Regions from separate parts of the Homo sapiens genome. Here all the other regions are linked to region 3. Evidence: chromatin loops called from intact Hi-C (ENCODE). Cell type or tissue: A673. All regions are shown on one strand. Links, peaks and the distances in the headings refer to the core of each region. The heading gives the core; the rest is flanking DNA. Region 1 has its middle 38 kb from the start of SEC11C. Region 2 has its middle 57 kb from the start of SEC11C. Region 3 holds the start of GRP (gastrin releasing peptide).

Region 1 (10,299 bases), core at 1,045-9,044, 120 kb before region 3:
TTCTTTTTGAGACAGGGTCTCACTCTGTCACCCAGGCTGGAGTACATTGGTGCATCTTGGCTCACTGCAACCTCTGCCTCCCAGGCTCGAGCAATTCTCCTGCCTCAGCCTCCCGAATAGCTGGGATTATAAGTGTGTGCCACCATGTCCTGCTAATTTTTGTATTTTTAGTAGAGACGGGGTTTCACCATGTTGACCACGCTAGTCTCAAACTCCTGACCTCAAATGATCCACCCGCCTCAGCCTCCCAAAGTATTGGGATTACAGGCATTGAGCCACCGCGCCCGGCCCAAGAAGAGTATTTTCTAATAAATTCGACCTTATCCTTGCCCATGGAAGAGAGCAGGACACACAATTTAAAATGTAGATGATTGTTTTTATATGTAGCTCATTTGATAAAAACAAAACAATAATAACCTACCCTCAAACCATTCCTGAAAGCGGAATATTTTTGGGGGGTAGAAGGGAGGGGATAGTAAGTGAATAGATGTTTTCGTCTTCAAAATTCCATTTTAAAATTGCCCATCTGGGAAGAAGATTTTTGATGCATATACTTTTGTATGTTTTGAATTTGAATTTGTGAATATAGAGCTACTTAGAAAGCAAAGCAAATGCCATTAAAACTATTTTTTTTTTAATTGCCTACTTTTCCAAAATATACCACTGGCTTCTTTCCCCAAACACTCACCCTCCAGGGTTCCTTTCCACCCAAGCTCCCGCTTGTTCTCATCATTCATGTGCACAAGGGGAGTTCATTTTCTTGTCTATGCTGACTTATAATAGGTTTCAATTGATTTTGGTATCAGTTGTTTGCTGAACAATTGCAAAAGGCTCTATCCTAAATTAGATGGTTTGATGAAGACGTGAGACAAGACACAGCCCCTTGATAACAAGCGCTGGTGAGGATGTGGAGAAAAGGGAACCCTTGTACACTGTTGGTGAGAATGTAAATTACTACAACCACTATGGAGAACAGTTTGGAGTTTTCTCAAAAAACTAAAAATAGAGCTTCCCTATGACGCAGCCATCCCACTCCTAGGTCTATACCCCACCAAAAGGAAATCAGTATTTTGAAGAGATATCTGCACTCCTATGCTTGTTGCAGCTCTGTTCACAATAGCTAAGATTCGGAAGCAATCTAGGTGTCCATCAACAGATGAATGAAGAAAATGTGGTACATATACACAATGGAGTACATTCAGCCATAAAAAAGAATGAGATCTTATCATTTGCAACAACATTCATGGAACTGGAGATCCTTATGTTAAGTGAAATAAGCCAGGCACAGAAAGACAAACATCGCACGTTCTCACTTATTTGTGGGATCTAAAAATCAAAACAATGTTACTCATGAACATAGAGAGTAGAAGGATGGTAACTGGAGGCTGAGAAGGGTATGGGGCAAGGGAGGTGAGGAGGGTATGGTTAATGGGTACAAAAAAATAGAAAGCATTAATAAAACCTACTACTTGAGAGCACAACAGGTGACTATAGTCAATAATAACTTCATTGTACCTTTTGAAAGAACTAAAGAAGCGCAATTGGATTGTCTGTAATACAAAGGATAAAGGATAAATGCTTGAGGGGGTGGATACCCCATTCTCCATGATGTAATTATTATGCATGGCATGCCTGTATCAAAACATCTCATGTACCTCCTAAAAATACACACCTACTATGTACCTAAAATTAAAAAAAAAAAAGGTTTTTAAAAAGACACAGCCCTTGCCTGCAGGATTTATTGAGGCAAGAGTCAGACCTGATAACACAAGAAATTTATGGCTGTCTACTAAACAATGAACCTTACCCAAAGAGCGTTCGGCACTTTGGCCTCCACTCCAGAGAGGTGATTTCTAAGCCCTTGGAATGCCATGCCTGATAAGAGCCTGTTTCTCTGTGGGTTCTGAGTGGCACCAAATGGTCTAACAATATGATTTGTGGGGGAGCTTTGGGTCATACAGTATCAGCTTGACCTTGGGAAGGGCTGGAGACTGAGCTCAGCCACATGGGCAGCCACAAACATCCACATGATGGTGCCCCAGTCAAATCTCCAGACGCCAAGGCTTGGGTGAGCTTCTTTGGCTGGCAATACTCAATAGTCTGCCACTGTCACACATAGTTGCTGAGAGTTGTGACTCCACTGGGGGTAGAAACTTCATGCTTGGAACCTCCCTGGCCCCTGCCCCAGGGGTTCTTTCCCTTGGCTGATTTTAACCCGCATCCTTTTGTTGTGATTTTAGCCTGTGTCCTTTTGCTGCGATAAACCATAACCATGGAAGGTTCTATGAGTCCTCTTAGTGAATTACAGAACACAGGGGTGGTTTGGGGGGGCCTCTAACCTTGCAATTGGTATCAGAAGTGAGGTTCATTCATTTTGGGGGTCCCTGAACTCTGCAGTTGGAGTCAACTAAGTACCAAAGATTGAAAGAGTCTTAGGGGTTTGGTAATTACTCTTTATTCAACATGTATTGAGTACTTACTACATGCCAGGTACTTTAACACTTTATCTCTTTCAAGCCTCATAGCAAACTTTGAAGAAGATATTATTGAAATCTTACAGATTAGGGATTTGAGACTCTCATAAATTTCCCCACGATGTACAGGGCCAAGCCTCAACTGAGTGAGAGAGCTTGTTCCTTGCAGCCATTGCCTGTGGTGGATTTTCACTGGGGGAAACAGTCTCTACCCTCCGGGGTCTGACTCAGTGCGGGGAGATAGGTGAGCAGACATAGAATCAACACAGAGCACTAAGTGCTGTGGAAGATAGAATGGACACTTATCTTTTTGTCTGACCAGCAACCCCCATCCTTCTTCTAAGAACAGCTCCCCTGAGTATTTCTCCTTTCCTGCTTCCAGTCTGTGGCTCCGACAGGAGCTGCTGTGTCCTTGCACCCCTGGCCCTGGAACAGGCTTGGACTCCTGACCCAGGTTGGGCCAATGGTAAAACCCTGGCCGTGGTTGATGGACTAGGGGTGAGCATCTGACCCAAGCCAGGCCTATCAGAGCTTTCCCTGGCAAGGTAGAACTTGAACTAGAAACAGGGCCCCTCTCTCTTCCTGGTGGTGGAGTCGGAAAACATAAAACTTGAGAGCTCACAGCAGACAGATCTGTGCCATGTGGAAGTAGCCGGTCTGTCCTGAGAGGGAAGGAAGAGGAGAGGAGAGGAGAGGGGAGGTTAGGGGAGGTGAGGGGAGGGGAGGAGAATCAATGGCTTATCATTCCCTGGAGGCAGTTTTTTTCTGAGGCCCAGCCCCATCCCTCCCCTAGCCAATGTCCTGGGGACACACGTCCTTCAATTCCGGGTGGTATCTCAGGGGCCTGCTAAAAAAGCTCCCTGTTTCTTAAGTGTGTTGAAGTTAGGTTGTTTTTCTGTCATTTGCAACTGACCATCTTGGCGGAGTCCAGGAAGGCTTTCTATGGAGATGACAATGAAAGAACAGCCATTAATAAGAATCAGCCTAAAGCACACATTGAAGGACACAGGAGCTTGGCCTGGAAGAGAGTGGGTGGGAGTGCTTCAAAAGGAATTGTTTGCCGGCTAAATGAAAACTATCATATACCTTTATGATTTTCTAGGATAAAGATGCAGAAAATTGTTTGAATTGTGAGCCTGGAAATTCTGCTAACTGGCCCGGCTCCCCAAAACTTTCCTGGACCTCCTTGAGGTTGCTTATAAAGCTTAAGGGTCACTATGGGATATTTATTTGTTGGGTCAAAGCATCAGAGAACTTGAGCATCCTAGGCTAAAGGACAAAAGTGTGGAAATACCATTGTTCTCGGAAGAGGCCACTCCAACCTCTGCAGTCTAAACAATGAAGAGTGAGAAAGGCAACTTTAAAAAATCTCACGTAACGGGTAGGTCCACAGACATGGCAAACTAGACAGTTATAAAGTATGACTCAGTGATGTCACGAGGACCCAGATTCTTAGGTTCTTGCCGTCCTTGGTAGATTGTATAATTGTCCCCAAATATTTACAGCCCCCCTGTGTTAGGATTATGCCACCCCCTTTGTTCACTCAAGCTTGGCCATGTGATTTATTTGGGCTAGTGAAATGTGTAAGAGACAAGATCCATTTCAAACAGAAGCTTTAAGTGTCATATTTAAAGGTTTCATGTCTCTTTTCCTCTGCTAAGATGAGCAGGTCCCCTACAAGAGCTGTCTCCATAGACTGGCCTCAGAACAGAGACCCAGGCAAAGCCCATCCATGTTGGATATACAGCATGAGCGAGCAATAAACCCCTTGTGTTGTAAGCCACTGAGATTTGGCCTTCGGTATTAGCTTCAATCTCCGATTGGGCATGAGATGGCTACAACGATTCCAGAATCACCTCCTGGCATGACAACACCCAGAACAAGAAGAGAGACCTACTCTTCCCAAGGGTTTCTCTAAAAACAAGGGATGCTGCAAGGAGACCCACACAGACTTTCCCTTATCTTATTTGCTGCATGGGGCAGGTAGAAAGACATCTAGGTTCTATTGGTGCTAGTAGGGGTGGTGGCGGGGATTCACCCCAGGCAGGCGGTTGTTCTGCCCGATGCCTGCCCAGGGCTAAGGCTTGTGGCCAGCACACTCCCCCATCAGGGCTCCCTTGAGTAACCTGAAGGTCCCCTGTGCTCAGGAGGATTGCTCAACCACTGAACTTCTACTATTATCATTAACAGTAACAAAACATAATCAATAATCCACAAAACTGCACTCCTAACTCCTTTCTTTCTGAAATCACATTCCTATCTAGGTTTAGGGAAAAAAAGACAGGAAAGTGTGTGTGAAGTTAAATATTTGTGTATCCACGTATGCATTCCGGTCACTGAAGAAATAAAGGATAGTATAAAACATAGATCCAACCCTCAGAAGCAATTTCAGAGTGGTGAGGGAGAGAAAAGAATCACAAAGGGCAAAGCAAGCCTGTGTGACCATCTCCAGAGTAATGTAGACAGAGGATGTAGGAACTCTGAGCACAAGTGGCTTTTTTCTCCCATCCCCAAGAGGGCGAGGAGGGACGAAGGAGCCAGGAGGGAGTCTGCTCAGCTGCACCGTTCCTAGCATGTGGCAGGTGCACAGCAAGTGTTTCTCCAAGGGAAGTAACAGGGCATCCAGGAAACTCTTACGCTCCCTCACTCTGAGCCATGTTGCTTATTTCCATACTGATTGACCTTAAAATGGATTTGTGTGCATGTGAAATTTGTCATGCTTACAAGAGGGTGTATAATGTACTTTTATAGCTCAAAGAAAAATAAATAACCATGGACCTGCCACCCATTTTAAGAAATAAAACATTTCCAAGCCCCTTGGATCTCCCTGGGAGCCCCACTCCAATCATTCTCTGTTCACTTTCTTCAGAGGTAATCACTGTCCTGAATCTCAATTGTCTATTACTTCTTTTCTTTTCTTTTTGTTTTTCCCTTCCTTCCTTCCTTCCTTCCTTCCTTCCTTCCTTCCTTCCTTCCTTCCTTCCTTCCTTCCCTCCCTCCCTCCCTCCCTCCCTCCTTCCTTCCTTCCTTCCTTCCTCTCTCTCTCTCTCTCTCTCTCTCTTTCTTTCTTTCTTTCTTTCTTTCTTTCTTTCTTTCTTTCTTTCTTTCTTTCTTTCGTTCGTTCTCTCTTTCTTTCTTTCTTTCTTGACAGTCTCGCTCTGTCACCCAGGCTGAAGCATGATCTTGGCTCACTGCAACCTCCGCCTCCTGGGTTGAGGTGATTCTTCTGCTTCAGCCTACTGAGTAACTGGTATTATGGGTGCCTGCCACCACACTTGGCTATTTTTTGTACTTTTAGTAGAGATGGGATTTCACCACATTGGCCAGGCTGGTCTCGAACTCCTGACCTCAAGTGATCCACCTGCCTCAGTCTCCCAAAGTGCTGGGATTGCAGGCGTGAGCAACTGCGCCCAGCCACTATTACTCATTTTCATTCACTTCAGAGTTTTACCACAAATGCATGTATCCCTAAGCTTTTGCTTATTTAGATTTGCCTGTGTTTTAAACTTACATAAACTTAATCATACTGCTACTTGCTTTTGATCTAATATAATGCTTTTGAGGTATATCCATGTTGATACATGTGGGAATAAAATATTTTTTATATTTAATATTTCATTGCTTGAATGCATCATAATTTATCCATTTTACTGTGGATGAGCATTTTGGTTGTTTGCAGTTTTGTTAGTGGAATAATGCTACTATAAACATTCTGTGTGTGTCTCCAGATGTGGGTGTGTGAGAGTTTCTCTAGAATACATACCTAGGGGCAGATTGATGCTTCACAGGTTTGCGCATCTTCAATTGTACTTAATAATGCTCATCTTCTTCCACAGTGGTCCTACCAATTTACTCTCTCACCAGCAGAGACTGAGAGCTTTTGTTGCCCTGAATCTTTAACCCTTCTTGTCAGACTTTTAAATTTGGTTCAATCTGGGCAGTATGAAATCTCATTATGGGTTTTGGTTGTATTCCCTCCCTAGTTACTAATGAGGTTAAAAAATGTTTTATATGTTTATTATGCATCCATGTTATTTATGTGAAATGCCTTTTGTTAAAGCCTTTTTTTTAGAGAATTATAGGATTTCTTTTATATTCTGGAAACTAGTTCTTGATTTACGTATTCTAAGTATCTTCTCTCAATTCATGGTATGTTTTATCTCTCTCTTTTAATGGTATCTTTTGATTTGAAAAAGTTCTTAATATTAATGTAATTAAAATTTTCAATATTCTGTTTATTTATTTATTTTCTTAGAAAGGGTCTCACTCTGTCACCCAGGCTGAGTGCAGTGGTACAATCACAGCTCACTGCAGTCTTGATCACCTATGCTCAGAAAATCCTTCTGCCTCAGCCTCCCCAGTAGCTGGCACTACAGGCACACACCACCACGCCCAGCTAATTTTTTAGTTTTTGAAGAGACAGGTGTCTTGCTCTTTTCCCCAGGCTAGTCTCGAACTCCTGGACTCAAGCGATCTTCCCTTCTTTTTTTTTTTTTTTTTTTGAGATGGAGTCTCACTCTGTCACCCAGGCTGGAGTGCAGTGGTGTGATCTCAGCTCACTGCAACCTCTGCCTCCTGGGTTCAAGTGATTCTCATGCCTCAGCCTCCCCAGTAGCTAGGATTACAGGCGTGCACCACCATGCCCAGCTAATTTTTGTATTTTTAGTAGAGACAAGGTTTAGCCATGTTGGCCAGGCTGGTCTCGAACTCCTGACCTCAAGTGATCCGGCCCCCTCAGCCTCCCAAAGTGCTGGGATTACAGTTGTGAGCCACCATGCCTGGCCTCCTTTTTCTTTTTTTTTTTTTTTTACTTTTCATATGAAAAATAAACTAGCACAGCTTTAATCATTTGTTAAACAATCCATTGATTTCCGCTGAGAGTGGGTACCAGCTATGTTTGGTTCCCATATTTGTGTGAGTCTTTTTTGCACCTTTATTCTATTCTGTTTGTCTACTTGTTTTCCCCGCTGGTACTACCACACTATCTTAATTTCTACTGCATTGTAGATTATTTCACCTGATTCTTCTTCAGAAGTGTCTTAGCTATTCTTGATCTTTTATTCTTCCATATAAATTTTAGGAGTCAAACCTGTTGGGATTTTGACTTGAATTCCATACAGCAAACAGACAAATTTAAAGAGAACAGATATCTTTTCAAGAGGGAGTGTTCTATCCATAACTTTGGCATATATTTCCATTTATTTAGGTCTTCTTTAAAGTGTTTAAAGAAAAGTTTCTAATTTATGGCATAAAGATAATAAATATTATGTATTAGATTTATTTTTAGATATAACATACGTTATTGTAACAATTTTTAAATTATTTTCTATTTTTATTGTTTTCTATTTTAAATTATTTTCTATTTTAAATTAAAACATAGCTTTAATTTTCCATGTACCTGTCTCAGAATTGTGTTTTTATTAGTTATCTATAACCCCATAATATTATAGCCAAAGAATGTGATCTGTATGATATTACTATGTTGAAAACTTTTGACACTTATTTTATAACCGTGGATACAACCAGTTTTTCTAAAAGTTTCACATATGCTTGAAAATGTGCGTGTTCTTCACTCATTAGGTATACTATTCCACATATCTCCATTAGATTAAGATTGTAGATTTTATTTTTCTAGTCATTTTGATAGTGCTGGCTGCTTGATTGATGAGTTTTTTGTTTTGTTTTGTTTTTTACGACAGGCTCTTGCTCTGTTGCCCAGGCTTGAACGCAGTAGCGTAGTCATGGCTCGCTGCAGCCTCGACCTCCCAGGCTCAAGTGATTCTCTCACGCTGACCTTCCAAAGTACTGGGATTACAGGTGGGAGCCACCACGCCAGGCCAATTGATCCGTTTTTTGAAAGAGTGTTAAAATCTCCCAGTATGATGATGAATTTTTTTATTTTTCCTTTTAGTTCTGTCATTTTGCATTGTTTGAATGTGAAACTTTTTTATTAGGTGCCCACGTATTTAGATCTATTATTTCTTCATGGTGAATTGAGTCTTTCCGTTATATGTAGTGACTTTCTTTATCTCTAATGATGCCTTTTAGCTTAAAGTCTATTTTGTCTGAAGTTAATACGGTGACTCAAATCTTCTTTTGATTAGTGCTTGTCTGAAATATATTTTCTTTTACTTTCAACATTTTCATGACCTTATGTTTTGGTGTGACCATTAAAAATAGCTTATAGCTGAAATTTTAAAAGTCAAACCTGACAATATTTATCTTTCAGTTGGAGGCTTCATTTTGTTTACATTTATTTTAGTTACACATTTAGATTCATGTCTATCATCTTATTTTGTAGGTTCTATTGGCTCTGTTTTCTTGTTTCTTCTCTTTTCTTACCTTCTTACGGACTTTTTTTCCAGCAGTATTTCATTTCTCATTCTCTCTATTATTTGAAAGTTAAATCTTTCATAAATATTTTTTAGTGGAAACTCTAGAAATTTTGGGGACTAATTTATCATAAGTCTAAAACTGATCAATTTTCACTCTCTTGAATAATATGAGGATCCTAGAACATTTTAACATCAATCACTTCTCATTTACAAACTATTATTGTAATGGATTTTAGATCTATTTTGATATTTTAAAACTATATATATTGTTATTTACATTGCTTTATATTAGTGTTTATCGAGATTTTACAATTTATCATTTAACCATTTTCTTTGCTCACCACTCATTCTTCAATCTAATTTCTTCTTTCCAGGATCAATAATTTTCCTCCCATCCAGAGAACATTTTTAAGAAGTTCCTGGAAGGAATTGTTGGTAATATTCTGTTTCTTATTTGTTTAAATATACCGTTTTTCTTTATTTTTCTTAAAAGATAGTTTTGTTACTTATATATTTCTAGATTCTTAGTTATTTTCTCTCAGTACATTGAAATAATTGTTTCACTATTTCTGGTTTCTGTTGCTAGTGTTGAGAATCTCTTGTCAACCTAATTGTCACCCGTTAGTATATAATTTGTCTCTTTTTTCTAATTGCTTATAAGATCTCCTTTGCCTTGGTGCTCTGGAGCCTTGTTAATATTTGTCTAGACAAGGATTTGATGTTATTCATTCTGCTTAGGATTCACTGGAAATTCTGAAACGGAGGTTCTTCAGGCTGCTATAACAAAATATAGCAGTCTCTTCAGGTGGCTATAACAAAATAACATAAACTGAGTGGCTTACAAACAACAGAAATTGATGTCTCACAGTTCTGGAGGCTGTGAAGTCCAAGATTGAGGTGCTGGCAGATTTGGTGTCTGGTAAGAACTGGGTTTCTGGAAGAAAGCTGTCTTCTCACTGTAACCTTACTTGTCCAGCCAGAGGGGAGAGTGATCTCTCTGGGGGTCTCTTTTATAAGGGACTAATCCCCATTAATGAGAACTCTGCCCCTATAATCTGAACACTTCCCAAATGCCCTACCTCCTAACACCATCGCCTTGGGGGTTAGGATTTCAACATGTGAATTTGAGGGGACATAAACAGTCAGTCCATTGCAGTGTCTTAGGCTAATTCTAGAAAACACTGTGTCAAGTGATACTATCAATTGTTTCCACAAGGAGTAAACTCATGGAGACCCACGGCCACAAGTAGACAACTGAAAGATGACATTGGGACTGCATCAGACTTCCCAGGAAGCTCTTTAGTCCAGATGCATGTGAACTCCCGAAAGCAGACTGTTGATTCAAGATCTGGCAAATAAAGACTTGATGAAGTATGTCTGAATTAACCAATGAAAGAAATAAAATGTGGTTATTTGTTTTAAATATTGTTGGCATTGTTTTGATATTCTGTTTTCTGATGGGCATATAAAGAGCCACTTTTGTTTCTTGA
Region 2 (10,299 bases), core at 1,542-9,541, 140 kb before region 3:
GAGAAACAGGGGAAGTCTGTTAAGGTTTTAGATACTCTACACTTCAGTGCTTACTGGATTGGGAGTTTGGAGAAGCACTGTCTAGCTGTTAATTACATTTTAAAAGTTCAAACTACTGCGTTCCATTGTGGTCTGACATATAGACACTTTGTTGCTGAAGCTAAGCATTCCCAACCGCAGAAATTTGACTTTTCAGTTGCTACTTGGTATGAATAAAGTAAGCAGGTTGTGATGACTATGGTGATGAGGGTAAAGGGTTTGAGGGGGTGGAGGCTTAGGTGAACATCAGCAGGAATCTGCTGAGGGGAGGTGGCATGGTGGGAATGGAGGGATCAGGGAAGATGGGAATGCCATTGTCTGTGTTTGCCTGAAAGGCTGCAGAAAACCACAGGACAGGCTGAAACTGGAGGGAGCAGGAGGACGCTTTCTCCACGCTGGAAATGGATCTGCAGTGGGGAGCTTCTCTGGCCCCAGACTGTGCCTTCCCAGCTGGCAGTCTGGGAGTTGCTTCCCTTTTAGGATTTTTCAATCTCAACCTCTCCTCAGCGAGGAGTGGACCAATAAACCCATGATCTTCAGCTTTCTGTTCTCCAGCTGTCAGCCTTCTTCATCATGATGACTTCTGGCAGGGCAAAGAAGGAAGACCCAACCCACTCCATTCTTGGAAGGGAAGATTTCTTACATGAATGCCGAGGCTACACTGAACTGGCATATGGTTCTTCTGTAGAGTTTTATGAGGTTTAAGGCTACATCTTGCAGATATGGGGGCTACGGCCACTAAAAAGAGATTGTTCCTGGGGCCAGACACTAGGAAAAAGGAAGTCCTTAGCCCAGGAAACTGAACTAAGAGGGCAGGCTGTGGATAGTTGAGAGAGACAGAGAATAAAAAAGAGAACTACTTTCTTTTTGTTCAAGATCAGATTGTCACAAAATTTAGTGAAGACAAAGATTACTTGGGGATGTTGATAAAAATACATTTCCTGACTCCTACATACTAACAAAAACAAGTAAGCGATTCTGATGCCTACACTTCAAGAAACACTGATATTGACATTAAGGGCCTGGATGTCCCAAAATATGCTCCTAGAGGTAGAGGATACGAAAACAGCACCATTGTGTGGAGCAGGATGTGGAGAAGGGAGCGATGACGATGAGGATGCTGCTAAGGTCAGATACTTCCATGGAAGGTGCCTGCTCCAGGGCAAAAAAAGCAGCAAAAGGTTGCTGCCTGCCTTGCTTCTGTCTCTTTATCCAGCCACCCTGTGCTTGCTCAGCAGGATTATCAGCAAGGTGGCATGCTGGCTGCATGGGGAGAGGCTGGCTCATAGCCAAAGAATCATGCTCATCCTGCTCACCTGAGAATTAAGAGCCTTATGTGCGGTGCTCTTCCATGATAGTAACGAGGGACACAATTATTGCCACACTTGGGGCTTATTCTGAGAAGGTCTTCCATACAACTTGCCCCAGGCCTTGTCAAGAATTCCTCCAGTCTCACTTCTTCCAAGCTGTTAGTCATCTAGCTAAATGGTTAGCTGCTGCCTGGGAATTAGTGAAGATCTATATATTTGGCCATCTCTTCTTCCAGGAATTCAAAGTTCTACCCATTACAAGGATTTCTCTGTCCTGCCAGAGCTACCCCTGAATGGGGCTATAATATTGTATCAACTTTCAGATGATTGCGTGGCACCTTCTGTAAACCAGGCTGAATGTTTTCTTAGTCAACTGATCCCAGGAAACCAGCCGTGAGGTCATGGCAGATGGCATTGTAGCAGCAGGAGGTGGTGCACTGAGATTGTACAGCCTCTGCTCCAGTGATGTACCGTCACTTTCAGGACCTGCCCCCATATTCCATATCCACTTATGATGGAGACCTCTGCAGGCATCCAACCTTATGACTCACTGGATTAGATAAAAATTCATTATGGATAGCTTAAGTCACATGACCACTAATGTCCCATAGCCAGGTATTCTGTTTTTACAAGGGCCCAATGGCAAGTTAGAAACTTTTTTTTTTTTTTTTTTTTAGACGGATTCTTGCTCTGTTGCCCAGGCTGGAGTGCAGTGATGTGATCTCGGCTCACTGCAACCTCTGCCTTCCGGGTTCAGGCAATTCTCCCTGCCTCAGCCTCCTGAGTAGCTGGGACTATAGGCGCCCACCACCATGCCCAGCTAATTTTTTTTTTATTTCTAGTAGAGATGGGGTTTCACCATATTGGCCAGGCTGGTCTAGAACTCCTGACCTCAGGTGATCCACCCACCTTGGCCTCCTAAAGTGCTGGGATTACAGGCATGAGCCACTGTACCTGGCCACAAGTTAGAAACTTTTACTTAGAAGAATATTAATAGCCAAAGAGGGCTTGGCTTTGATTCATGACCCCAGAGACCTTTAAGGGTTTGTCATAGATTTCATAGAGCTACTTGAGGTGCCACAGATACTTGGAGTACTATTTATAGGGGCCAGATAGCAAAGGTAGACCAGCTGGAGAGTCTTCTCTTGCCCATCACTTTCAGGAATAATTCTCAAAGCCACATCTCAGTACCATGAGAGCTACTTCCCAGGAAGCCACGTGTCACTTGGAGAGTCATTGCCGCAGCTGCTGAAGCAGAGCCATGCTTCCTCCATCATGTTTTGGCAACTAGTATCATCAGAAATCTACCATGATCGGGATATCATAATATAATCATACACTGCCATGACCAGGAAGCTGCCACAGAAAAACCAGACATGTCCAAGATGTTTTCCAGCAGAAGCAGCAGAGGTTTTGTGTGTATCTCACTTCTACCTTCCAAATCCCATGTGAATGCCTGCTTGGCAGAATCTAAGTCTCAGTCACTGCCTGTGTTAGTTTGCTGTGACTGTCATGTTAAAATATCACCAACAGAGTGGCTTAAACAACAGAAATGTATTTTCTCACAGTTCTGGAGGCTGGAAGTCCAAGATCCCGGTGATGGCAGGCTTGGTTTCTCCCGAGGCTTGTAGACAGCCACCTTCCTGCTGTGCCCCCAAATAGCCTTCTCTCTGTGCGCTTGCTTCACTGGTGTCTCTTCCTCTTCTTACCAGGACACCAGTCCTATTGCATTAGGGGCCCACCCTTATGGCCTTGTTTAATCTTAGTTGCCTCTCTGAAGGCCCTATCTCTAAAAAAGGTCACATTGGGGGTTAGAGTCCCTTCCTTCCTCCCTCCCTCCCTCCCTCTTTCTTTCTTTCTTTCTTTCTTTCTTTCTTTCTTTCTTTCTTTCTTTCTTTCTTTCCTTCTTTCTCTCTCTCTCTCTCTCTTTCTTTCTTTCTTGAGATGGAGTCTTGCTCTGTCACCCAGACTGGGGTGCAATGGTGTGATCTCAGCTCACTGCAACCTCTGCCTCCCGGGTTCAATCAATTCTCCTGCCTCAGCCTCCTAAGAAGCTGGGATTACAGGCACCCACCACCACACCCAACTAGTTTTTGCATTTTTAGTAGAGACGGGGTTTCACCATGTTGTTCAGGCTGATCTGGAACTCCTGACCTCGTGATTACCCACCTCGGCCTCCCAAAGTGCTGGGATTACAGGTGTGAGCCACCGTGCCTGGCTGGGGTTAGAGTTTCTACGTGCTTTTCTGGAACACAATTTAGAGTATCTGATAACAGTGCCCTAGCTGCAAATGGGTTTTTAAAAAATGTAACATTTAGCTTTCTGGTTTCTACAGTACAGCAGTGAGAAGCCGGGGGGATCTGTTTCAGGCCAGTCCCTTTATGGAACCCACAGCTGCTGCAAGGACCAGCCTATTAGAATCTTCGGACACAGACTCTGCAGTGGCACCAGGGAAACAAGCTTGCCTAGCATCACACAGCAGCATATGTTCAGCTGGGGCCACCGCCCCTTTTGGCTCAGCACAGGTGCAACGCAAAGGAGCTTTGCTTTTCCTGGGCTCAGGGAAAGTTGAAGGCAACCTGAGAATAGGTGCTTCCTGGGGAACGGTGTTGAACCTAACCCCCTTCCTCCACTCTTTAAAATCAGGTAACTAGTGAACTGGCACCCACCCCGAATCTCTCCTCATGTTACATCGGGGCCCAGGATACGTGTGCAAACTGAGCTTCGGAGTCACCCCACAATCCCATGGTTCCTCTACGTCAGCGATTCTGAAACTATTTGGACTCGAGATTTCTTTATATCTTCAACATTATCTGGGACCCGAAGAGCCTTTGTTTATTATGTGGAATATATCTATTGATATTTACTATACTAGAAATTAGAAATGGAAAAAATGGGATAATATTTATAAATTCCTTTAAATATAATAAATTATACATTTCATGCTAACATATTTTTATGGAAAATACCAGTTATTAATTTTGAGACAGAGTCTTGCTCTGTTGCCCAGGCTGGAGTGCAGTGGTGCAATCTTGGCTCACTACAACCTCCATCTCCTGGGTTCAAGCGATTCTCATGTCTCAGCCTCCCGAGTAGCTGGGATTACAGGCACATGCCACCATGCCCAGCTAATTTTTATATATATATATTTTTTGAGACAGAGTCTCCCTCTATTGCCCAGGCTGGAGTGCAGTGGAGCAATCTCGGCTCACTGCAACCTCCACCTCCTGGGTTCAAGCAATTCTCCTGCTTCAGCCTCCCAAGTAGCTGGGATTACAGTCACGTGCCACCACACCTGGCTAGTTTTTGTATTTTTAGTAGAGACGGGGCTTCGCCATATTGGTCAGGCTGGTCTCAAACTCCTGACCTTGTGATCTGCCCACCTTGGCCTCCTAAAGTGCTGGGATTACAGGTGTGAGCCACCACACCCGGCTAATTTTTATATTTTTAGTGGAGACAGGGTTTTGCCATGTTGGCCAGGTTGGTCTTGAACTCCTGATCTCAGGTGATCAGCCCGCCTCAGCCTCCCAAAAGTGCTGGGATTACAGGTATGACCCACTGCGCCTGGCCTCTTTTTTATTTTTTTTTTAAGCTCAGGGTAGGGCATATATTTTCAAAACAAAAAATGCTAGCGAGAAGACTGTCATTGTGCTACAGTTTCAGAAATCTCTTTAATAGCTGGCTAAATAGAAGACATAGCTGATCTTACATCCGCCACTGCTGTCAGTCTGTTGCAGTATCACATATCATGTAGCTTCTGGAAAACTCCAGCATACACTCACTCATAAAGGAATGAGAAGGGAAAAAAGCAAGCATCTTGGTTTTATTCTGAAAATAGTGTAGACCTTATGGATTCCCTGGAAGTCTTTCAGGAACTCCTGGAGGGTACCCAGATCACACTTTGAGAATCGCCGCTCTAAGCCAATATGCAGATTAATGGAATGAATAACCGTGGTGTATTTCCCACCTAAAAGACAGGCTCTGTGCTGAAGACCGACACTGACAGCTTTCGGCCAGGAACTTATCTTTCCCAGCAACAAAGAACAGGGTAAGATACACATGAAAGTTTTAGGGGATCATGAAAAGAAGGAAAAAAAATTCAGAGACAAGACAATTGGAATACCCTTGACTGAGACTCAAAAAGAAAAATGAAACTTTTAGTACATCATATTGAAAATCCCATGGATTCAAAAAGAAGGCAGCATGTATGTAAGCCAAAGTGACGGCATAAGGAGTTCTTTGTTAGAAAACAGGGAAAGAGAAGCAAGAGAGCAGGCAGGCAGAAGGGCAGCCAGGACCATCAGCTCGGGTGCGTGAAATGAGCACGGGGAAAGAAAGGGGTTTCTTTTCTGTTTTGTTTTAAGTAGAATCGTAATTGGGATGGGAAGGGACTTTAGAGATAATCTATTCAAGGACATCATTTTGTAGTGAGGCAACTGTGTTGTCTCCTGCCCGAGTTCACCCACCTGCTCTTCCTACCAGACCACGTGGGCAGTGCACTGGAACAAAATCTCTCTATCAGATTATCTCTCCTCTGTTTGTCTCCCTCTCCACCTCTGTGTTCATATGCATAACACACACACACACACACACACACACACACACACACACACACACACACACACACGTTTTCTTTCCAAATTTCCTCTTAACAAAGTCTAAAGAATAATCACTGTTTCTTGCCTCTATGATTTTTTTTGACCTCCTCTGAACCCCACACATTGACGAAGTGCCAGCCATAGCAATAGTTTCAGACCCGTGGAGTCAGCTGTGCTGTTGCCAACCTCCATCACCTGTCCGCCTTTATCCTGGGCTCTGTTCCTGTGGATTTGAACAAATAGATGAGCGGCATCGGAAGAAAGCTTTAGCTGCATGTGTTTGGGTGACCACGAGAGGGCAGCACGTAAGAGACCAGTGTCGGCCCCGCTGCCTTCTTGAACACACCGGAAGCCTCCTAGGAAAACTGCAGATTTTGTCAGACTGTGAAGTAGAAGAGTCAAAGAGCCTTCATTGCTTCCTTTTAAATGACCAGCCTACTAAGGAATTTAGAATGCCCAAGTAAGGTTTTCACTTAATCCTTTAAGAAATACATCTAATATTTCTAATCTAATCTATCATTTTCAATGGAAAACAGTATTTTTTTTTTCAGTGATTCTCACTGCTTTCTTTCTGAGGAACTTGAAATGAATCTTATGTTTTATTTATTTTTCAATTTCTAAGGTAAGGACTGCTGGTCAGACTGGACTTCAAAATTCCTGGATCCTTAAGACCCAATGCATCAGACAAATGTCCTGCTGGATCCTCCCACCGTCAGCTAAGGGACAGTGCTAGCTCTCTGGTGAGGGAGATCCGTGTGGAGGTCTCTGGCATTCCTGGGTCAGTGGATGGCTGGGAGAACTGCTCAGCTCCAGGTTCCAGGGCCTCTGATCAAAGCCAACCCTGGGGGCCAGCCAGAGATATCGCAAACCTAAGGACTAACGTGGAATCTACACCTGCCTTGGGAGTAAAGAACAAGCAGGGTGCTTTCCGGGATGGCTTTGGGATGAGATGCCCAAGACTTAGTGCCCCTGGCATTGCTCAGCTCTCAAGCTGACTTCCACAGCACCCCCATGGAAGCTTCATTGGTGCATCTTTGGGTCTTGAATGCAGTGCTACAATATTGACGAGGAAAGTCTCCTTGGAACCACAGGAAGACAAAAGTGCAGAGTGATTTGCTGGCCTTGGCTAGGACAGGGTCCAGGGTGCAGCCAAGGGAGGGTGATCTAAGCCAGCCATTCTCCTAGTGTGGCTCCTGGACTATGCGCAACAGCATCACCTGGGAGCTTGTTAGAAACACTGGTTCTCAGTTCCCATGCAGACGTCTTGCATCAGAAAATCTGGGGCTGGGGCCCAGCAATCAGTGTCTCCAAAGGCCCTGAGATCATTCTATTCAAGTTTGGGAACCAGCAACACAGCATTTAAGTGGAAATGTTTATAGTTGCAAAGCCAGGTGAAGCTTGAAATGCATCATAGAGGAAATGAGGACAAGAATGTAGAAAAAGAGTAAAAACAGAGAGGAAAAAAATTTACAAGCCATCATAGAGTGAAAGAGCTTCCCCTGCTGCCTGGGGGTGTGGGAAATGAGAGTTGCACCTGCTCACAAGTATGACCAGCAATTTAATATCTATCTAGAGCTTTCAACCCTGCCATGTCAAATTTATTTAGCTAAAAACAACTCTTGTGGTGGTGACCTTTTATTCAGCTAATATTACTCCCCTCAATGCCTCCAAAGCACACAGAGAAATTGGAGGGCTGATGAAAATCTTTAAAGTCTACTAAATACTAAAGCCTTCCCAAACACTGTGTACTTTTCAGAGAGAGTTTCTTTTTATTGGAATTTCAGATTATTGAAAGGTTATCTGTCTCCTGTTCCTAGAGGGATTAAAATAAAACAAAAGCAAGAAGAACACATTGTGATGTGTGCTTTCCTCGCTGAACTGGTGGTGCTTATCTGACTGCAGTGATGGGCAGCCAGTGGGAAGATGCCAAAGTCCTTCCAGAGAATTTCCCCAGGAACTTGGGAGGCTGAATCACCAGAATGAGAAAGTTCTCTGGCATTCTGGGGATGCATTTCCTTCCACATTGCTGCATCCCTGTATGCTGGAGTTGCATGTGACTGCCCCATGCCTCAGTTTCCTTTTCTGGAAAATGACAGCTTCAGGCTCTTCATGCTTCTGGCAGCCATGATTCCCCTCTGCCTAGCTCTATTCTTTTTCTCTCATTACCTTCCTGGCTCTTTTCTGTGTTACATCGCCATTCCTTGGGTTTCTTTTCTCTGATCTATATATTTTGTTCTGTTTCATAATTTTACATTAATTTTTATTTAATGCCACAAGCCGCTTACCTGCTTTGAGCTCCACAAAACCTATACTTTGAGGTAGAGTAGAATTGGAAGTTAGAAAACCAGATTCTGAATCTTTAAGCAAATCACTTTAGTTGAACCTCAGTTTTCCTACCTGTAAAGTGCTTGCCATGTGCCAAACAGAATTGTTTCATTTAATACACAAAACTCATAGAAATAGATACTAAACAATCTTTCCAAGTAGATATTGTTAGTATCCCATTTTATAGTTGAGAAAAATGAGGCTCAGAGGGGTTGAGTTCCCCAAGATCACACAGCTCATAAATGGCAGAGCTGAGATTTCAATCAGGCAGTCTGACCCCAGAGGCTGCACCCTGACTACTTATTATTAACAGTGTCTGTCCCTGCCTTGCAGTTTCGTTACAGAAGGAATTGAGACAACATCTGCAAGAACCTTTTGAAAAACGACCACTATGCAAAGGGAAGGAAGCGTGCTATACTTTTCCATTCATAGTGGAAGTAGAGGACCCCCACTTTTCATGATCCCTGTTCAGTCATAGCTTTTGTTCAAGTTGTCTGGTCGAGTTGTTTAAAGACAGTGGGCAAATAAAAGGGAACAAAATGCAGAACAATTTTAAGAGTCGGAAGCACAAAATCATGACAGAAACAAGATGAGCCTGAAGTGGAGGCTGGTAAGGCCCGGGAGATGGAATAGGCCCCCCTTTCTTACTGTAGTCACAGACATCCTCTTCCTAAACCCCAGAATAACAACTCAGCAACTGCTATGATGCTGTTGGCACTGATTGGAATCCAACCCCAGGGCTTTGCCTCAGCAACTGGAGTTTTTTCTTCTACTTATAATTAACTCTTCTTCTCCATTCTCACCTCTGTTCTCACTCTCTAATTCCCTCCTCTGTTTTTTAGAGATAGGGTCTTGCTCTGTTGTCCAGGCTGGAGGGCAGTAGTGCCATCATAGCTCACTACAGTCTCTAACTCCTGGCTGCAAGCTGGGAGGATTGTTACAGGCCTGAGCCACCGTGCCTGGCTCCCCTCCTCGATCTTCTCTCTTTATACCCCCTTGTGAGAGAGACTGCTGTGTGTTCCCCAACATCTGTCTTCTCCTTTCATAATAGCAGACTGTAGCTAGGCACATGGTTGCCCAGCTGAACGCCATTTCCCAGCCTCCCTTGCAGGCATAGCCATGTGACTTCATATTCCCTGACTCAACAGTTAGAGACATGTGTTTACTTATATATAATCTAGTTCACCTGACAGCTGGCTGTGTGATGTGGGCAGAGATGTGCTGGCCACACTTGATCTCAGTATCGCTGAATTCATCTGCTCTCGCTCACTCTGCTCCTCCCAATTCAGGTGTAGTCTGGCTCTGAAAGAATGCAGCTTGCCAGTGTTTCTTTCTCTGGCCATCTAGCTTACTCATATTACTTTGATATCATGCTTTGTTAAAGCACAAAAATGCTCTCCCTGGGCTGGGCTCCATGGCTCACACCTGTAATCCCCACACTTTGGTAGGCCGAGGTGGGTGGATTGCCTGATGTCAGGAGTTCAAGACCAACCTTGCTAACATGACGAAACCCTGTCTCTATGACAGGGTGGCGCCTGCCTGTAGTCCCAGGTACTCAGGAGGCTGAGGTGGGAGAATCACTTGAACCCGGGAGGTGGATGTTGCAGTGAGCTGAGATTGCACCATTGCACTCCAGCCTGGGTAACAGAGGGAGACTCCATCTCAAAAACAAACAAACAAACAAACAAACAAACGTTCTCTCTGCATGTGCAGAGGAACACACTGCCTAATTCTCTGACCCCTAGACTGTCAGGGAGCTGAGCCTGGAATTTGGAGGCGGGCAGAGAGAAATGCGATTTCTTTTCATCCCATAGTAGAAATGACTCTAATCAACAGCTAATCATCACTATCTAATGGGGTCTGCTCTGATCTGCCACAACAAAAAGAGAACTCATTGAGGTTGCAATGAGCTATGATCGTGCCACTGCACTCCAAGCCTGGGTGACAGGGCAAGAGCCCGTCTCTTAAAAAAAGAGAGAAAACCTATACTTGCTGCTGTGAACAAGGAGAGAGAGTTTGATTAAGCA
Region 3 (10,299 bases), core at 868-8,867:
GGGATAGCTGTGTGGAGCACATGAACAAATGCACATAACAATCACACGCAGTCCCTGGCACATAATAAGTACTCACTAAGCAGCAGCTATTACTTGTATGATCTTCTCAGGAGACTTAAATAGCACAACACTGGGTTAGGCATTGAACAAGAAAATGATGCTATCTTGAAAATCACAATCTAATACAGAAATTAGCCTGCCCTAATTACAGTTCCCCATTATTATTAATTTAAAGAATAAGTAGCTGCTGGACAATAGATACACATGATCTCATGTAACTGTCCTACCACCCTAGGGAGGGAAGCATTACCAGCTCAATTTACAGATGATGAAACTGACATGCCCATGCTAAGTGAGGTGCCAATCATAGCTCCTAAATGGCAGAGGAGGAATTGGAACCCAGGCCAGCCTGACTCCTAAACTCCTCACCACTGCTTCCTTGTTCTCCATCATTCCCCATCTTGCTCTGCTTCCTTCACTCCAGCCTGGACCTGGGAATCTTGGAGCATCTCCCTGCAGCAAGACCTGCCCTCAAAGCCTTCACTGGCTCCACATATAAATGGCCAGTCACAACTTAAGGTATTTCCCCTCACAGAGCTATTTTCATTTGGCAAAAATAGCCACTAAACTTAAGCAGAGACTCTCAGCCTGGAATCCCCTAAGAGCAATGGTAGAGATGCATGAGCTGTTTTGCACATTTCAAAAAGCCATGAAGAAACTAAAATGCAATGTTTCATTGATTTATATTGGAATTACATCGACTCTCTGAGGTGATGCTTGTTATTTCAACCTGATTAGAAGCTCTGATTGATAGACAGTTCCTTATGTCTTTGATGAATAAAAAAATGGGAAATCTAAATATATATGGCCTGTTGCACAGTTAAAAGCTCATCAAAGCCTGAACTCAGCCATGCATGGTAGCTCACGCCTGTAACTCCAGCACTTTGCAGGGCCAAGGTGGGAGGATAGCTTGAGCCCAGGAGTTCAAGACCAGCCTGGACAACATGGTGAAACCCCATTTCCACAAAAAATACAAAACCTAGCCAGCCATGGTGGCATGCACCTGTAGTGTCAGCTACTCAGAAGGCTGAGGTGGGAGAATCACTTGAGTCCGGGAAGTCAAGGCTGCAGTGAGCCATGATTGTACCACTGCACTCCAGTCTGGGCAACAGAGGGAGAGCTTGTCTCAAAACAAAAACAAACCCCCAAATCACAAAATACCCCTGAGCTCCATGGGATAAAATAATTTTACAAGTGCACTCGGTGATGAACTATCCATGGTCACTGAGCTAAAAGGTCACAGCATAAATCATGGAATATCAGGCACTAGGTTGGTTCTGGTAGAGTTTCTCAGCTATCCGTCAAACTCCATGGACTCTTTCTTCCACAGTGATGCAATCAGAGCCAGGCATAACTGATTATTAAGACTGCAACCCCCAATCTCTCTTGCAGTTAGCTATGACCATGTGGTTGACTTTTTACTAATGAAACACGAGCAGAAGAGATAAATGCTTCATTTTGGCTGGTGTATTAAGAGAGCGGGCGTGCCTCCTCCATCTTCCCCTTTTTGGCACCTGCAACCCAAGCTATGCAGACAGATAGGAAAGTGCTCATCACATGTGATCCATAGACCAGCTGCTCCTCCCAAACTATTTGTTTCCCATCCACAATGAGATAAAGATCTTGTACTAGGACACAAGTCAATAACATCTCTACACACATTGTTTAGTACAGCTGACTTTTTTTTTTTTTCATAGCAAGATGCTCTCGATGAAGGAAGCCGTACATTGACTTGCATTCTAATGCAAGCTCCTTCTCTCCCTGCAGGCCAGCCCTTTGAGTAGTGCTGCTGTAGGGAATGGTAGAGACCCCAGGTGGTGTGAACCCAGGTTTCTGATTATCAATGTGGAACAGAGCTGCCTGCCAACCTGGAACACCTGCCCTGGACAGAAAAGAGAAATAGACTTCTCTTTTGAATGGGTCATTGCATTGCAAGGTCTCTTTCTCATAGAGTTTAGCTTTCCCCTAACTATGTCAGTGGGGTTAATCATATTTACCCAGCTGTCTGTAGTGAGGATTTTAAGAGGTGTATGAGAGGACACCCAGCCAGGATCTACTGGGGCTTATTCATATCAACTGAATCAAACATGCAAAGGTTCCATTCTCTAACTGGAAACAGTCCACTGTCTTTTCTGGTTAGAAGTTTGGACTCAGCCTCCTTTTCCTGGAGGACAATGTATCGATTCAAATCTCTTGAGTCCCATCTTTGTGCCTAAGACTGGGCCAGGCACTGTGGAGGCAGTATCGAGCCAGATGACATGGGTGCTGTCCTTACAGGGTGCTACAGCAAGTCATGTGGCCCAGCCGTAGTCTGCAGGCAGGAAACCTGTAGGCTGGGGTGGCCTTGGAGCAAGAGCTAAGGTGAATGGAGGGGCCTAGGTATCTCCTGGCGTGTAATGGACACAAGAAACAGTGTTGCCTGAATTAGCAGAAGTGTTGTGCTTTCTAAACAATTATTTCTACACTTGAATGTCTTTACAGTGGCTTCCCCTTAGTTTCATGGGGATGGGAGGAGGTGGAGGATTTCATTTGAAAGATTCTAAAATAATCTTGGTTAAACTAAAGAGAAAGAGCATTTTTCTACAACTTAATTTGGAGAGATAAGGGTTTAATGCGCCTCCAAAGATCCACGGTTGCAGAAGGCATTTCTTAGACCTGGGCATTTCTTAGGTTTGTTGTTCATTCGCCAAATACTTATCAAGCACCACTATGATCCAGGTGCTCTGCAGACACACAGAGGAACAATACCAAGTCCCTGTGTTGAAGCAAGCTCACTGTGTGGGAGGCAGCACGCCTAGGGATGATCAGTTGCCTGCCAATGGAACACTTGCCTACTGACAGAGCCTGGGAACGGAATGCAGAGAGGCTGGGAACCCGGGAGGGATGGAGCCCAGGCCAGTCTGTGGACCTTTTTCTTTTGATTTTCACTTAGCTCACTCACTGAGGATAGTATTATTGTATTTGGTTGGCTACCAAACTATTAATGATCTTAAAATTGACTTTTTTTCTCTTAGACCCAGACACATGCATGAAAATACTCTTCAGATCCAAGAGTACTCAGTCATGCAATGTGAGTGTGTAATCACTTAAGAATATATTGAACACCAAGCACAGTGGCTCATGCCTGTAATCCCAGCACTTTGGGAGGCCACGGCTCACTTGAGGTCAGAAGTTCAAGACCAGCCTGGCCAACATGGTGAAAACTCATCTCTACTAAAAATACAAAATTAGCCAGACGTGGTGGTGCATGCCTGTGATGTCAGCTACTCCACAGGCGGAGACAGGAGAATCACTTGAGCCGGGAAGGCAGAGGTTGCAGTGAGCCCAGATTACGCCATTGCACTCCAGTCTGGGTGACAGAGCAAGACTCTGTCTCAAAAAAAAAAAAAAAAAAAAAAGAAGAAGAAGAATGTATTGAATCAGCAGATACTCAGACACAAGTGTATGTTTTCAACTTTATCAATATCAATATATCAATATCAACACCATGTTGACATGGAACACTAAAGACCCAACAGGGAGGCAATTAACAAGCATTTGAGGAGGAATAGACCTCACCTATTCCAACCACACGGCCAACTCTGGCAGCCAAAACGTGGGCAACAGCATCCTACCAGCTTCTATTTATTGTTGCATTGCTATGGTGCTGATCCCCTTTGTATCCATGGTATTTAGAACCTCGGGGATTGGGCTGGTGACCATTCTTTAGATCTGAGAACAGAAGGAGCAGAGGAACGTTGAGCAACTCTAGAGGGGTGTGTATGTGGCAGTTTAGGGACAGTTTGAGCTTTCAGGTAGAGGCAGCCTAGGGAAACTGGCATAAAGCAGTTTCTTTCTCTATTCCATGGAAGTTGCATGCTTGTGAAAAGGGCCAGCTATCTTCTGTCTTGCCATACAAGTGGGCAGAGCTGCCTGGGAATACCAGGTGGGTTAAGGATACTGCCCTTAACCTTAAGGTGGAGGGCAGCAGAGGGGGAGAGAGAGACAGAGAGAGAGAGAGATTGGGGAGGAGGGGAGAGAGAGAGGGATGGGAAGGGGAGGAGAAGAGAGAAGGGGAGTGGAGGGGAGGGGAGGGTATGGGAGTGGAGAGGAGGGGAAGGGAGGGGAGAGGAGGGGAGAGGAGGGGAAGGGAGGGGAGAGGAGGGGAGAGGAGGGGAGAGGAGGGGAGGAGATCTGCAAGAAAGAGGCAAGGTCCAGAAAAAGAGAGAGAGATCTGCAAGGAGGCAAGGTTCCAAAATCTATGGGCTGGGACAGCAAAGATGTGGCCTACGAAGAGAAAGGTCTGGAGAATCAGAAGGCCTTCAAATGGTGGTTCCAAATCCCTCCAGCAAAGCCCATCCATCTTTAGAGCTCACCCGTCTCCAGCTACACCCCCCACCCCTCCCGGCCCAGATCAGGCAGCGGGGTCGCCCTCTCCAGGACTCTCAAGGCAGCTAAGGCTGGAGGCGCCGGCGAGCCTGGAGAGGGAGGAGTTCACTAAATTGTGTTGGATGGAAGGCGTCGAGGACCGGAGGAATTAATCCGATGTGGGGAAGGCGGACGGGGCTACGAGGAAAAAAGAGGGGGCAATGTACACTCAGCCTTTTCATCACTCGGCGGGGAGATGGATGGTTTTCCGGACCGGGCGTCCCAGCGCCCCGGTTAGCTATAGGGAGACGTCAGAGCGCTCTGGTCCGCGATAGAAGAGCCCCCCAGCCCCCCCGCCCGGGCTTCCATATAAAGTAGGGGCCCTAGTGGAGGCCGCAGCAGTAGCACCAGCGGCTGCGGCGGCGGAGCTCCTCCGAGGTCCGGGTCACCAGTCTCTGCTCTTCCCAGCCTCTCCGGCGCGCTCCAAGGGCTTCCCGTCGGGACCATGCGCGGCCGTGAGCTCCCGCTGGTCCTGCTGGCGCTGGTCCTCTGCCTGGCGCCCCGGGGGCGAGCGGTCCCGCTGCCTGCGGGCGGAGGGACCGTGCTGACCAAGATGTACCCGCGCGGCAACCACTGGGCGGTGGGTGAGTGTCCTGGCCGCGGGAGCCGCGCGCTTGTCCTCCTCTGGATCAGCCAGCCGGAGGGGACCTGTCTCCCCATTTCTTTGCGTTTCCCTGGCCCAGCTTTGGGAGCTGGGTTTGTTGTGACCTTTCTATCGGCAAACACCTTCCCCGTTCTCCTAAAACTCCACCCCACCTTTCCCCATTCTAGGGAGCCCATGAGTCCCTAGTCAGCCGCAGGCTGGTCCGCTGATCCTTTCCCGCTCGCTTCCAGCCTGTCTTCCCCAGGGCACCCGAGCTCCCAACAGCCAACCCCGGTGCAGATCACCTTCCCTCTGCGCCCATCCTACATCTCCTTTTGTCCGCCTAGTCTCAACCTGTCTGGCACGGTACTCTCCTAGAATAATCTTGGGGAGCGTTGTCCCTTGAAAGCATCTCAGAACCCTGGTCCAGCTCGGTGGCCTCAACAGCGACTGGCATGGGCTGAAATCTAAGCTGCGCCTATGCTCCCCGCAAAGCCACAGGTGTGGGGACCTAGGGTGCAGCGCTCCCGCCCCGGGTTTCACATCTGTTCAGTGCGCAGTGCCCTGAATCCCGCCTGTCTGTGACTCTCTGGAGTTTCCTCAGTCCTTCTCTTCGCTTTGCAGCGATATTCTTTTCCCTGCCCTTTTGCCCTCCCTCTTTCCAGCCAGCAGGCTCTGAGCTTGGGGAATCTCGCCTGCTCTCCAAGCTCATCCCGATCTCTCTGCCCCTCTGAGCTCCGCTCTTTCTCCGCCCTTCTTGACCCACGACTTCGCCCTTTCCCCTCGCTCCTTTCCCATTCCCTCTGCAACAGGTCCTGCTCTCTAGGCACCGGCTTGGAGGCTCCCTCGCCATGGCCCCTAGAACCCAGGCGGAGAGGACGGCCGCGCTGCGGGTGCGGAGGGCGCCTGCGGGTGGGGTCAGGATTCCGCCCTGCGCGCACTCGCTGCTTTCGCTCAGCTGGGAGGCAGGAAGCGCCTGGCAGCCTCGGCTCACCCAGCATCACCCCAGGGCTCTCGGCGTCGCCGAGCATAGCTTCCAGCAAACGCAGAGCGTCCAACTTCCTCACTCCCCCACCTACCCGCCCCACAAAAGCCAACTACAACAACCCCAACCAGCTTCTTGGGAAGCTGGTTAATCCCTGAAGAGATTTAAGAGTGTGTATGTGTGTGTGTCTCTGTGTGTGTGTGTCTCTGTGTGTGTGTGTGTGTGTGTATTTCCTTAGCCATCTACTTAGAACGGGCGCTGGGGAACGGTGTGTTGAACAAGTACTTGCTAATTCATATATCGGCTGATTCACAAATCTTGATAGAAGATAAATAATTTGGGGGAAGGAGTGGGACTGGAACTGTTGCTTCCTCAGCTCGTCTGTGTCGTGTGTGCTTTTGTGAGGGAAGTCGAGATCTTTGGGCTGCAATAGAGTGGTTTCCACTGTTGCTAAAATAATCATTTGCCAAGTCTTGACAGTTCCAGAGATGAGAGGATGTGTGATCGCTGAGGGACAGGAGGAACCCAGCAGTCTGGTGTGGAGAGGAGAGGTTGGAATGGGTGAAGCTGAAAAACCCTCCATTTCAAGAATGAAGGATGCTTAGCAGGTGTTGAAGAATCCAAACTTAGAATTGATGCTTCTTAAAGAGGGCTTCTGGGAGCTTAGATCAAGTGGCCATTATCTGGCCCAGCCACCAGCCAATGGGGCTGGAAAGATGGAATGAAAGTTCTGGATTCCCAATCTCTTTGTACTCATCTATATTATTGCACTAATAAAGCTTATTATTAGGTAACGCTTGCAGGCCCAAAGGAGGACAATAGAGTTAACTGGGGAGTGGCATCGTGTTATTTCTGGTGCAAGTCAAGCCAATCTTGATTTGCTGTAGTTCCGCAGAACATCTGTCTCCAGGTATTTAGGGTGTCTGCCGTTTAATTGCCCTTCATAGTGGTACTTGAGCATTCCTAACCCAAAAGAATACCAACCAGTGGTGACCCCAAATACCATTTTCATATTTATTCTCAAATGCACTTTTTTCTCTCCCTTTGATAACTGTGCAGAGTTGAGGAGGAGCAAGGGAAAGAGGGAGGTGAAGTAGAAACTCACATTTTAGCCTAAAATTACCTTGCGGTTGAGAAAACGTTTGCTTTGAGTAACATGCCCTCTGTTGGAATATGAGCATTGACAAGGATGAATGATGTTACACTTCAAATTTAGCTTTCAGTTATCTCAAGAAAATGCTTATCCTCTTCAATCACCAAAGACATGTAGTTTAGTTTTAATTATATAAAACCAAAGCTACATGCTGCTGTCCATGAGGATGCTGTCAGCACACATTTACAGGCTTGGTAAGTAAATTGCTTCTTCTAGCTGAGAGAAGCATGGTGCAGCAATGGAAAAAAGGTTAACAGCTTGAAAACTTAACAAATTTTTATCTGGCTTGATGTTCGTGGAAATGTTTTGTTTGTGTGATGAAAATATATGACAACACTTATACTGGCTACTATTCCCTGTGCACCCATGAAATGCTCCTAACTGTGGTTCTAACTTGGACGTGAGACATATCCCAGAAGGTTGAATTTGGAAATACCAGTATTCCACTGCAGAATGGCTTGTTATGGCCCCAGAAACTGTGGAATAGAATTTAAGTGTGGGTCCAAAAATACTACTTCTTAGTAGTACTCAACACTTTCATCTATGTCTTATTCATTTCTGTTTCAAACCTTCCCTTTAGTAGTATCTTTAAATGATTAATAAAAAGAACAAAAGCTCTTTTTTTCTCTGATCAAGGTTTTATTTTTTCAAGTGCCTGTCTTTTGTCTATGGTGAGGTTTCCATTATTATGATATGGGCACTTGACAGATGATGTTGGGAGAAGAGGTGGAAGTGGGCGTATCATCCATGTTGCCATGGAGATGACGATTTGGTTGACAGTCACTAGCTCAAAAGCAAAACTGGACCCAGGGAATGTGTACTTCCCTGGGATGTTACAGATAGCGTGCTCTCCTTAGCAACCAGTCTATGGAACTAGAGATAAAGAACTGATCCCCACACATTCCCCATATATGCAAGTACTGAAAGTTAGTACAATCACAGAATGGAGAATAACTTTCTCCTCCCATTTTAGAAAAGTCCACAAAATTATTCAGGCATGACAAAAATGAGGTTCTTATGTGTGATATCTGCATCACTTCTCTGTTTTACTGGCAATAACTCTTTCTCATTTCCAGCATTCTAACTAGATGATAGTCAGTTAGAAGGGCAAGGTGATCTAGGTCATCACTGGGAGTATCAGGATTCTAATCCTGCCTTCCAACCATCATGATTTAATTTCCTCCATATAAATAAAGTCAAATGCATCACTACTTCCTGGGAAGTTGCACAACATAATCACCGTTATGGCTGAATGCAAGGTTATTGAGTGGCTATCTGAGCACCATGTGACCAAGCTGATACGTGAGGAGCCAGTCATTCAGGATTCCAGGTCTTCACTTGGGACAGTATCCCCAGTTAGGATCCTGAAATTGTGTGAAGTCTCATGTCATAAGCAATTTGGCAAATGCTCACACTGCAATGCAGTAAACCTGATTTTAATGCTCCTTAATACTCATAGAATTAATTTTTCTCAATTACATAATGCATCATGATATATTGGCATATAATCCCTATTTTTATAACATTAGAAAGCCTTTTGTAGACCTTATCCTTATTTCCAGATCCCAGAATGATTTTAGCTACCTTATATTCTTAGCAAGTTAGAAGACATTGCCAAGCAGTGTAATAATGTAGTCTAGATTGTGAACTGATTTTAATCCTAAAATAGTTGCTTACATCTATGTGACCTCTGGCAAGTCTCATTTTCACCAAACCAATTAGCATATGGATCAAATGAAATCCAGCACATTTAAACATCCCATAAACTGCAAATCGCAATACACATAAAAGCAATAAAGTTAAAGTGAGGGCTTCTCTGTTGGTGGATAGAACTTCTGGGAAGGGGCCTCTTTCCATTTTAAGACTGAAGATCTTTCAAATTTTATGTTTGCCTTAAATACTTCTAATGCCAGTCAGTGTTGGAACCACAAAGACCTTTTTCCTTGCACACTTTAGATCAAAAGCACCATAGTTTTGTTGACGTTAGAAATTTCAAAGTGCTACAAAGTCCAACTACAGAGAGAGGAAAAATCAACTGTAAGAAATAGAGAACATGAGAATATTCAAGCAAGGGTCTAAAGTGTTAAGAATGCAGACCTTGAATTCTGTACCCACTTCTGACTCCAAGTTATCCTCTCTTGCATACATAAATTTTCATGTTTTTGATGGTTTGGCCTCCTTAACAGCAGCTTTTTAAAAAAATTATTTACAAGGCTAGTACACATTCCTGGAGCCACTGATAGACTTTCAGACACCCAAGAGAAAATTCTGCATTTATGCGGCTGTAAAGTGTTACTCAGGGCTTGTTTTCAACTTGTTTTTCACTACACTCTTAACAAACAGTAAATCTGGGTAGTTTTCTCAGTTCAGTCTCAACTAAAACTCTGAGAAAGTTTAAATGAAAAATTCCTTTGGTATTTTTTTTATTACGATAAAAGGAAAGAAATATTTTTAAAAAACCACACAAAGAAAAGCATGGAGACTTTTATTTTCAGCAGCAATTCAAAATTGGCTGGGGAAGATGTTTAAACTCCATCTTTCAGCTGGAAATAGAATTTGGTGCACACAGAATTGATGATAGAATTTTAGATATGGAAGCCTCCTTAGATTTAATCTAGTCTACCCTGTTCATTTTATAGTTGAGAAAATTGAAGACTAGGGGTGCTAAACGACTTGGCAGAGGTGACCTAACTAGTTAGGAGAGGTGCTGGAACCAAACCCAGGGTTCCTGGGTTGCAGTTCTGAATGCTGTCTAGCTCATTGCACATTTTGAACAGAGAGCAAAATCTATCTGTCGTTTATGAACTAACTCTTAATAAAACATGATTTATTCTGCATTTAGGAGGAAGCAGCACAAACACAATTAGCTTTAAATTTCTTTTAAATTTCTCATTCATTCCCTTTGGTTAAATTTGTGGCATTCTGAGTGTTTTTGTTTTTGTTTTTACAGGGCACTTAATGGGGAAAAAGAGCACAGGGGAGTCTTCTTCTGTTTCTGAGAGAGGGAGCCTGAAGCAGCAGCTGAGAGAGTACATCAGGTGGGAAGAAGCTGCAAGGAATTTGCTGGGTCTCATAGAAGCAAAGGAGAACAGAAACCACCAGCCACCTCAA

What was found. Peaks named below come from ENCODE experiments on the same cell type or tissue, not always from the same donor. Only the 100,000 strongest peaks of a DNase experiment are listed, where the experiment ranks them.
Region 1: a loop joins it to region 3, with 3 times the contacts of the local background. A loop is called at or near these places in 2 of 110 quality-filtered maps.
Region 2: it touches region 3 in a loop (3-fold over the local background); 5 of 110 quality-filtered maps call a loop at or near these places.

Annotation. Positions count from the first base shown.
Region 1 is chr18:59,097,010-59,107,308 of GRCh38, forward strand. No RefSeq gene overlaps it. Among named protein-coding and RNA genes, the nearest start is that of SEC11C, 38 kb to the right of the region's middle. In A673, for the core only: no CTCF peak of the experiment used is centred there; DNase peaks (open chromatin) are centred at 5,212, 5,682 and 6,252; H3K4me3 peaks cover 346 bases; H3K27ac peaks cover 5,406 bases.
Region 2 is chr18:59,078,122-59,088,420 of GRCh38, forward strand. No RefSeq gene overlaps it. Among named protein-coding and RNA genes, the nearest start is that of SEC11C, 57 kb to the right of the region's middle. In A673, for the core only: a CTCF peak has its summit at 6,232 (motif pointing right); a DNase peak (open chromatin) is centred at 6,270; H3K27ac peaks cover 778 bases.
Region 3 is chr18:59,215,354-59,225,652 of GRCh38, forward strand. GRP (gastrin releasing peptide) reads left to right here and starts at 4,805. Exons shown (of 3, transcript NM_002091.5): 1 at 4,805-5,051; 2 at 10,139-10,299. The coding sequence starts at 4,913. RefSeq lists an enhancer at 4,025-4,639. In A673, for the core only: CTCF peaks have their summits at 4,768 and 4,979; DNase peaks (open chromatin) are centred at 4,678, 6,069, 7,943 and 8,431; H3K4me3 peaks cover 4,463 bases; H3K27ac peaks cover 3,419 bases.